Regions from separate parts of the Homo sapiens genome. Here region 1 is linked to region 2. A link is an interaction called in ENCODE POLR2A ChIA-PET data of the cell type or tissue named here. Cell type or tissue: Panc1. All regions are shown on one strand. Region 1 overlaps ZBTB44-DT (ZBTB44 divergent transcript). Region 2 overlaps ADAMTS8 (ADAM metallopeptidase with thrombospondin type 1 motif 8).

Evidence for each region. ChIA-PET counts read pairs that join two places held together with the same protein. Peaks named below come from ENCODE experiments on the same cell type or tissue, not always from the same donor. Only the 100,000 strongest peaks of a DNase experiment are listed, where the experiment ranks them.
Region 1: POLR2A ChIA-PET joins it to region 2 with 5 read pairs; 3 of 35 experiments call an interaction of 5 or more read pairs at or near these places.

What each region holds. Positions count from the first base shown.
Region 1 is chr11:130,357,928-130,362,927 of GRCh38, forward strand. All of the region lies in intron 1 of ZBTB44-DT (ZBTB44 divergent transcript), which reads left to right. Among named protein-coding and RNA genes, the nearest start is that of ZBTB44-DT, 45 kb to the left of the region's middle. In Panc1, no CTCF peak of the experiment used is centred here; no DNase peak of the experiment used is centred here.
Region 2 is chr11:130,410,950-130,415,949 of GRCh38, forward strand. ADAMTS8 (ADAM metallopeptidase with thrombospondin type 1 motif 8) reads right to left here. Exons shown (of 9, transcript NM_007037.6): 5 at 3,582-3,883; 6 at 468-651. Among named protein-coding and RNA genes, the nearest start is that of ADAMTS8, 15 kb to the right of the region's middle. In Panc1, no CTCF peak of the experiment used is centred here; a DNase peak (open chromatin) is centred at 2,622; H3K27me3 peaks cover 191 bases.

The DNA of each region.
Region 1 (5,000 bases), 53 kb before region 2:
AGCAGAATTGTGAACCAAATAAACTCTTTTTCTTCATAAATTACCCAGTCTCAAGTTTTTTAAAAAATAGCAACACAAAATAGACTAAGACTTCTAGAGAATGTTCCGTGCACACTTGAGAAAAATGTGTATTCTGCTGTTGCTGGATGGAGTTTTCTGTAAATGTTTGTAGATCTAGTTGTTTTATAGTGGTGTTCAAGTTTTCTGTTGGATCTTTATTGGTCTTATCCTTATTGATCTTCTGTCTGGTCATTCTATCCATTATTGAAAGTGGGATATTTTAGTCTCTAATTATTATTGTGGGACTGACTATTTCTCTGTTTGATTCTGTCAATTTACTTTATATATTTGGTGTCTCTGTTGGTTCCTTCATATATATTTATAATTGTATATCTTCTTGATGAATTGATCCTTCATCAATATATAATCTCTTTCTTTGTCTCTTGAAACAGTCTTCAAGTTAACATCTAGTTTGTCTGTTATTAGTATAGCCATCCCAGCTTTCTTTTGATTACTATTTGCATGAAACATCTTCTTCCACCATTTTACCTTCAAACTTGTGCTTTTAGATCTAAAATGAGCCTCCTGTAGACAGCACATAGTTGCATTGTATTTTTTAATTCATTCTGCTAATCTCTTTTGATTGAAGAGTTTAATCCATTTACATTTAATGTAATTACTAAGAAAGGACTTCTGTCATTTTGTTATTTGTTTTCTCTATGTTTCTAGCTTTTTTGTTTCTAATTACTCCATTGCTGCTTTCTTTTGTGTTTAGTTGATTTTTCTTAGTGACATGTTTTGACTCCCTTCTCATTTCCTTTTGTATATATTCTATAGATATAATTTTGTGACTACTATAGTGAATACATATAAGATCCTAAAGTTATAACAATGTAATTTGAATCAATGCCAACTTAACTTCAATTGAGTACAAAAATTCTACTCCTATACAGCTCTGCTCTCCCCTCTCACTTTATGTTATTGATGTCCTGAATTACATCTTTATATTGTGTACTTATATTAGTTTCCTAGGGCTGCTGTAACAAATGGTCACAAATTGGGTGACTTAAACAAGAAAAACTTATTGTCTCACAATTTGGGAGGCTAAAAGTCTGAGATCAACATGTCAGTAGGGTTGCATCTTTCTGAGGTGGTAAGAGAATATGTTCTATGCTTCTCATCTAGCTTCCGGTACTTCTGGAAAAATTTGAAATTCTTTGACTTGTAGAAATGTTATCCTAATCTCTGATTTCATCTTCTTATGTCATTCTGTCTGTCTCCAAATTTTCCCTCTTTATAAGGACACCAATGATATTGGATTAGGGGTCACCCCACTTTATTATTACCTCATCTTAACTAATTGTATCTGCAATGGCTTTATTTCCAAATAAGGTCACATTCTGGGGTACTGAGGGTTAGGATTTCAACATACGAATTTTGAAGGGACATAAATCAACTCACAGCATTGTTTAATGATACAGCTTTATAATAATTTTTAAATGTATTTTCTCTTTTAAATCCTTTAGCAGAGCTCTTTACTTCTTCATAAAGCTTTAAGTTACATCTAACACTCTTTAATTTTGACCCAAAAGGACTTCCCTTTTCATTTCTTGTGGGGGCAAGTCTAAATGGTAATAAATTCTGTTGGCTTTTGTTTATCTGAAAATGTCTTAACTGCTTCCTCATTTTGAAGGAACATTTTGCCAGATATATAATTCTTGGTTGACAGTTCTTTGTCTTTCACCATTTTAAATGTCATCCCACATCCTTCCTATCTCCAGTGTTTCTGATGAAAAATTCAGTGATACTCTTTTTTTTTCTTTTTGTGTTAGTAAAAATCTCACAATTGTGGCATTTTCACTGAAGATTCCTTACTGAGTTGCATCTCTCTTGCTGTTTTCAAGACTCTTTCTTTGTCTTTTGATGGATTGATTATAATGTGTCTTGGTGTGGATCTTTTTGAGCTTATCATACTTGAAGTTTTTTGGCTTCTTGGAGTTGTTGATGTGTGTCTTTTATGAAATTTGGGGTGTTTTGGCCAAGATTTCTTCAATACCTTTCTTCCCCTTTTTCTCTCTCTTCTCTTTCTGAGATCTCCATAATACATATATTAGGCTGCTTCATGGTGAGCCATAGTTCCCTCAGACTCTATTCATTTTCCTTCATTCTTTTTTCTTTCTGTTCTTCAGACTTTATAATTCTAATTGTCCTTGTCTCAAGTTTGCTAATTCTTTCTTCTACTTGTTCAAATTAGCTGTTGAATCTCTGGTGAATATTTATTTCAATTTTTAGTTTTCAACTACAGAATTTCTTTTTTTTTTTTTTGAGATGGAGTCTTGCTCTGTTACCCAGGCTGGAGAGCAGTGGTGCAATCTCGGCTCACTGCAACCTCTGCCTCCTGGGTTCAAGCAATTCTCCTGCCTCAGCCTCCCAAGTAGCTGGGACTACAGTGTGTACCACCATGCCCAGCTAATTTTTTTATTTTTAGTAGAGACAGGGTTTTACCATGTTAGCCAGGCTGGTCTTGAACTCCTGACCTCAAGTGATCTGCCCGCCTTGGCCTCCCAAATTGCTGGGATTACAGCCATGAGTCACTGTGCCTGGCCAGAATTTCTGTTTGGTTTCTTTTTATAATTTCTATATCTTTGTTGATATTCTCATTTTGTTCATATGTCTTTTGTCTTAGTCTGTTTGGGCTAGTTTAACAAAATACCATGAACTGCGTAGCTTATAAACAACAACAACAGAAATTTATTTTTCACAGTTCTGGAGACTGGGAAGTTCAAGATCAAGGAGGCAAATCAAGATCAAATCAAGGAGATTTGCTGCCTGGTGAGGACCTGTTTCCTGGTTCATTGACAGCCATCCTTTTACTGTGTTTTCAGAGGACAGCATGGCTAAGAGGCCTTTTTTTTTTTCTTTTTTTTTTGAGATGGAGTTTCGCTCTTGTTGCCCAGGCTGGAGTGCAATGGCGCAATCTTCGCTCACCACAACCTCTGCCTCCCAGGTTCAAATAATTCTCCTGCTCAGCCTCCCGAGTAGCTAGGATTACAGGCATGCGCCACCATGCTCAGCTAATTTTGTATTTTTAGTAGAGACAAGGTGTCTCCATGTTGGTTAGGCTGGTCTCAAACTCCCGACCTCAGGTGATCCTCCTGCCTCAGCCTCCCAAAGTGCTGGGGTTACAGGCGTGAGCCACTGTGCCCAGCCAAGAGGCCACTTTTATAAGGAAATTTGTCATAATTACCGAATTACCTCCCAAAGGCCTCCCTTCCTAAGATCTTGGAGGTTAGGATTTTAACATATGAATTTTGGGTAGACACAAATATTCAAACCAAAGCATTCTTTTCCTGATTTCCTTTACTTCTTTTTTCTTTAGGTTTTCTTGTTTTAAATCATGTAGAGTTTTGTCTAAGTCTGAAGTCTGGGTTTCCTCAGGAATGGCTCCTGTCAATTTATTTTGTTGTTTTGAATGAGTCGTATTTTCCTGTTTCTTTGTATACTTTGTGATTTTTCAAATTGGGCAAATGCCCAATCATTATAATATGGTAATTCTGGAAAGGACTTTTTTCCCTTTGTCCAGGGTTTGCTGTTTTCTTTTTCTTTTTCTTTTTTCGTTGTTGAAGGCTGTAATAGTCTGTTAGTTTTGAGAGTTTTCTTAACTATTTTTGCAGAGGCTATTGTGTTGGATCACTGAAATCTCTGTTCCATTAGCTTATGTTTAGTTAATGCTTTAACAAAGATTAAACAACAATGTTGTTTAAATGCCAGCAGTTTTGTCAGTGTTTGTAGATTGGCCTTGTCCTAGGGCATTCTTTTCTTTTCTTTTTTTTTTTTTTGAGACAAAGTCTTGCTCTGTTGCCCAGGCTGGAGTGCAGTGGTGCGACCTTGGCTCACTGCAACCTCTGCCTCCCAGGTTCAAGCAATTCTCCTGCCTCAGCCTCCCGAGTAGCTGGGACTACAGGCACGTACTACCACGCCCGACTAATTTTTTGTATTTTTAGTAGAGACAGGGTTTCACCGGGTTAGCCAGGATGTTCTCGATCTCTTGACTTTGTGATCTGCCGGCCTTAGCCTTCCAAAGTGCTGGGATTACAGGCGTGAGCCACTGTGCCCGGCCAGTCCTAGGGCATTCTTTTAACACTTAGCTAAGCTTGTTTTGTGCCTAGGGATCAGGCACAAAGCTTCGAGGTGGAAGCTTAAGGTCTTCTCAGGTCTTTTCTGAGCATGCATCTTGCATGGACATGCACATGGCTTCCTAAATTCTCTCATATATATGGCTGCTTTTGAACGTCTGAATTAGTTAGTCGTACTGCAGCTTCTCCTCTGGGGTTTAGATGGTCTGTTATATATCTTCACCTGTAATTTTTTGTCCCAGGAGTCTGTGGATCTGCAGTCGCCTTGCAGGTTTTATGAGTAGTGCCTACCACTTTTTTCACCTGAGTTCTGAGTTAGGCAAAACAGAGACTATCTCTTTGTTTCAGTTTTTCAAGTATCTGCCAGAACAGACATACATAGTAATTTGTGAACAAGATCTGCTATGCTCCTTCTGGTTCAAGAAAGGGTACTGGGAACTAGGCTGTTGCCAGTTCAAGACCAAAACCACATAATGGAGAAGGGTGGGGTAAGACTCAGTAATAAATAATGTCAGAAAACTTTCCTACCATTTTGAAGATGGCTTTTTCTTTTTATTTCTTTTTTTTTTTTTTTTTTGAGACGGAGTCTTGCACTGTCACCCAGGCTGGAATGCAGTGGCGTGATCTCCTCTCACTGCAAGCTCCACCTGCCGGGTTCACGCCTTTCTCCTGCCTCAGCCTCCCGAGTAGCTGGGACTACGGGTGCCCGCCACCATACCCGGCTAATTTTTTGTATTTTTAGTAGAGACGGGGTTTCACCGTGTTAGCCAGGATGGTCTTGATCTCCTGACCTCGTGATCCACCCGCCTTGGCCTCACAAAGCACTGGGATTACAGGCGTGAGCCACTGCGCCTGGCTGGCTTT
Region 2 (5,000 bases):
TTTTGGCTAGAAAGACCTTGGAGGTTTGGCTCTGACACTTGCTTTGGAAAATGCTTCCATTCTGCACACAGATGAGGGTTCCTATGCCTCCAGGAGGATTAGTTTCCTAGACACCAGCCCCTCTGCAGAGGCTCCTCCCCAATAAGTTTGGTTGGGAGTGATGTCCTCCTCTCCACATCTTGGAAGATGAGCGTAATTTCTCTCCTTGACTTTGCCAGGCTCTCTGAACACTATGAGAGCTGTCCCGGGTCCCTGAGAGCTGCCCCTGGGATTGGAACCTTGCAGAGCCCATTTAGGTGGAGATCACAGGCAAAACTCTACATCCCAGGAGACCCAATTTACTCCCCTCTGGGAGTAACTCTATATCCCGGGACACCCACTTCACTCCCACTTTACACATCCTCTGGGGATGCGTCATAGCAATGATAGTAGCTGCTCTGGCAGGGGCGGCCCTGAGTGGTAATTACCGTCAGGGGGGCATTCCTCCGTGTGGCATGACTGGTACTTGGCTCTCCGACCCAGGCAGTATCTTCCTCCATTCTGAGGCTCGGGGTCCTTGCACTCACGGTGTGAAAACTGTACTCCTCCTCCACAGGTCCGAGAACATTCTCCCCAGGGTCCCCACGGTGCCCAGCCTCCATCTGCCACGGGCTGCAACATACAATGGCACACTGAATGAGGAGCAAAGGCCAGGAGGCTTCAGTATCTGTGTCACTGGGTGGCCAATGCCCTGGCTTCCTCATCTAGTCATTATCATCTTGGTGCATGGAGTGCCGTAAACTGCCTCAATCATTTGTTTAATGACTGTGTGGCCTGCATGGCTTTGTGAGCACAGAGACCAGGCTGGACTCATTCACTACTGACTCCTCAGTGTCTAAAACAGTGCCTTATGCTTAGTAAGGTGCTCAATAGGCTATCTGCTGAATGAATGAATGACACCCTTTTATGGGAATAAGGTTGCATATAATGCAGTGGTTCTCCGTTGGGGCGAATTCTGCCCTCCAGGGGACATTTGGCAATGTCTGGAGATACTCTGGTGGCTACAGCTGTGGAGGGTGTACGTGACCACATCTAGTGGGTAGAGGCCAGTGATGCTGCTCCACATCCAGCAATGCACAGGCCCCACGGTAACAATTATCCAGTCCTAAGTGTCCCTAGTGCCAAGGCAGAGGAACTCTGGTCTAAAGGAAACATCCCTGCGAGGTGTTGCCATAGTCTACCAGCCACTGGTTCTGGTGATAGGACAATGCTTGGGAAAGAAACAGAATTGCTTCCTTTTTTTTTGACAGAGTTTTGCTCTGTTGCCAAGGCTGGAGTTCAAAGGCGTGATCTCGGCTCACTGCAACCTCCGCCTCCTGGGTTCAAATGATTCCTGTGCCTCGGCCTCCCGAATAACTGGGATTACAGGTGCACACCTCCACGCCTGGCTAATTTTTGTATTTTTAGTAGAGATGGGGTTTCACCATGTTGGCCATGCTGGTCTTGAACTCCTGACCTCAAGTGATCAACCTGCCTCGGCCTCCCAAAGTACTGGGATTACAAGTGTGAGCCACCATGCCTGGCCCTGCTTCCCATTTTACAACTGACCTATGAGAACAAAGCTTTGCCCTTTGGAATGCTGTATGCCCAAAGGTTCATAGAGTATTCAAAATGAAAATAATTTTTTAAAAGTTATAAAAGTAATAGTTGCTCATACGACAAATAAAAAAATGCAGAAAAGTGTAAAAAAGAAATTAACACTTCTTTAAAACACCACTACCCAGATAAAACCATTAACATGATTTTCACCAATATTTTTCATACTTTTGCTCTGAATATATCATCATAAAAATGCAATGCTTTTATTTTACAAAAGATATGATTCTATGTATATATTCTTTCTGTCTTTCTCACTTTCTTTCTACCTCTCTTTCTCTCTTTCTTTCTCACTTTCTTTCTTTCTTGAAAGTCTTGCTCTGTCGCCCAGGCCAGAGTGCAGTGGTATGATCTTGGCTCACTGCAACTGCCGCCTCCTGGGTTCAAGTGATTCTCCTGTCTTGGCCTCTGGAGTAGCTGGGATTATAGGCACCTGCCACCACACTTGGCTAATTGTTGTATTTTTAGTAGAGACAGGGTTTCACCATGTTGGTGAGGCTGGTCTCGAACTCCTGACCTCAGGTGATCCACCCGCCTCGGCCTCCCAAAGTGCTGGGATTACAGCACCTGGCCTGATTCTATAAATATGTATTTTCTGATCTGACTTCTTAAAAATAGAGGCCACACATCATTCCATGATCATTTCACGTCAACCTCTCCCTGCACTTAGCTCGGCTGTGCTCTGGGATTGGTGGCAGATCCCTCTGCTCTCCCCTCAATAACATGTGATGAGAATGAACAGGGTGAATGGGAGGTGGCTGAGGATCAGTCCATGAATCCTGCACCAGCTCAGGCTTAGGACAAGAGTACAGAGCTTACCTGGTGCAGGCGGGCTCCCAAGGCTCAGTGCAAAAGACATGCACTGAGGAGTGCTTGGGCCACCCTGGCGATTCAGCGCTGGCGGGGACCGGGCTGTGAAACCCAGTGGATGCTGTTTCATAGTGATGGCTCCATGAGTCACAGTAAGAGAAATGCGATCAGCCTCACAGTTTGGATGTATTCAGAGCAGGGCAAAGAAGTGAATCATTTAAAAACCCTCACTGGCACTGCCTTGGTTTTTCTTGTGAGTTTACTCTCTCCTGGGCCAAGTTTTTTTCTGCCTGGCCAGAGGCAGCTCTGAATCTGTCTCCTCTCCTCCTCTTTGAATACGGAATTCCCACAACTGCTCTCATTCTCCCAACCTGTAATTATGCATTCAGTTCAAGCACGGGCAGGCTATGAATACTTTTCACTCAATTCTTGATGGAATTTATTCCGCGTGTCTCTGTGTTCATGACGGAATTGACAGTGGCTCCATCTGTTGTGTGCTCACCTTCCTGTCTCCACCCCGCTCACCAATCTGCACCTGCACCAGCCCTGAGGCAGCCCCAAAGCAGCTCCCTAATGTCTGGAGCCACGGCAGTGTCAACCCACTGACCGAGGGGATAGCCTTCACGGGCTCCTCACCGTGTGGATAAATATGCTTTGGTTTGTTTGTTAAAAGATGAGTGATTTTACCTAGAAGTCCTATGTTGCAGCCTGGCCCGAAGTTTCTTTTCTTTTTTTTTTTTTTTTTTGGAGACAGGGTCTCCCTCTGTTGCCCAGGCTAGAGTGCAGTGGCATGATCATGGTTCACTGCAGCCTCAAACTCCTGAGATCAAGTGATCTCCCTGCCTCCGCCTTCTGAGTAGCTGGGACTACAAGCGTGAGTCACCATGCCTGACCTATTTTTTATTTTTTTGTACAGACAGGATCTCACTATGTTGCCCAGGCTGGTCTCGGTGCAAGTGATCCTTCTGCCTCAGCTTCCCAAAGTGCTGGGATTCCAGTGTGAGCCGCTCTGCCTGGCTGTCTCTCGGTTCATGACTCTCAAGTGTGGTTTCCTTCTGGAGAACAGCCCTCAGTCCTCCCCATTTCCTTTTGTTTCTCCTTTCCCCTCCCCGCTATCCTCAGGGGCTGTCCCTCACCTTGGGCCTCTCCACTTCCTCCTCAGGTAGACAGCTGCCTTCTGAGCAGAGGTGCCCAGGCCCGCACGGCGTGCCGTCAGCCCAGGGCAGGCTGCCATTCTTCGTGTGGCACAGGGGCTCAGCCCCATCAGTGTGGCACCAAAGCTGGGCGCAGACGTCCTGAGCAGAGGTGTTGGGGCAGTGGCGGAAATCCGGCCCAAAGATCTGCCTGCACTGCTGGTCCAGCTGGTACAGGGCCATGCGGCCCGGGAGGCCTGTGGGGAGGGGCAGGGCCGCAGCAGGGGCATCCAGGAGACAGTCTCCTGGGAAAAGAGGAAGCAGGGGTGTAAGAACATGCACAGGGCTGCCGCCCTCTCAGCTCTTCATGGCCTGTGATGGATGGCACTGAAGGTCTAGGTGTCACGACTTCTTGACCTCCAACTAAAAGCTGTCACCACTTGATGATCTAGTGAGAGCATGCCTAATTTTTGACTATCAGTTGCAAACGCTCTTCAGGACCGACTTTCCTTTGCTGTCCTGAACATCTAGGAAGCATTGCCCCCGACATTCTGTGTACCCAGTGAATGCCAGCTAACACAATATTCATCCATATCACAACCTAACCGTGCTCCTGAAAGCCACAGCATGCAAATGAAGACCAAATAATGCTGTCTGGATCATCTTATTTTTGCATCATACATGTCCCTGTCTCCCTCAGTGAGAAGGATCTAGAATATTACTTTACCAACAATTCCAACCACTTAAAATTGTTTTTTCTTTAATCCCCTCTTCTGAGAAGCAATTTTTTTTTTGAGATGAAGTCTAGCTCTGTTGCCCAGGCTGGAGTGCAGTGGCTCGATCTCGGCTCACCGCAACCTCCACCTCCCGGGTTCAAGCGATTCTTCTGCCTCAGCCTCCTGAGTAGCTAGGACTACAGGCGTGTGCTACCACGCCTGGCTAATTTTTTGTATCTTTAGTAGAGATGGGGTTTCACCATGTTGGACGGGCTGGTCTCGAACTCCTGACCTTGTGATCCACCTGCCTCAGCCTCCCAAAGTGCTGGGATTACGGGCAGAAGCCACTGCACCTGGCCCTTTTTTTTTTTTTTTTTTTTAAAGAGATAGCGTCTCTCTCTGTCACCCAGGCTGGAGTCAGTGGCATGATCACAGCTTACTGGTAGCCTTGACCTCCTGGGCTCAAGTGATCCTCCTGCCTCAGCCTCCTGAGTATCTGGGACCACAGGTGTGCACCCCATGCCTGGCTCCAGTCCTTTGAACCAGCTCCCCGCCCTCTTGCTCTCACAGGACGCAGTCACTGCCTCTGTCACGCCTGAGCTGTTGTAGGTTCGTCTCTCCTCTGTGCTATGTGCTTCTATTCCTTCAAGCGCTGCTCAAACCCTCCTCCTTCAGACAACCTTCTCGGATGACTTCCCCCTGCCTT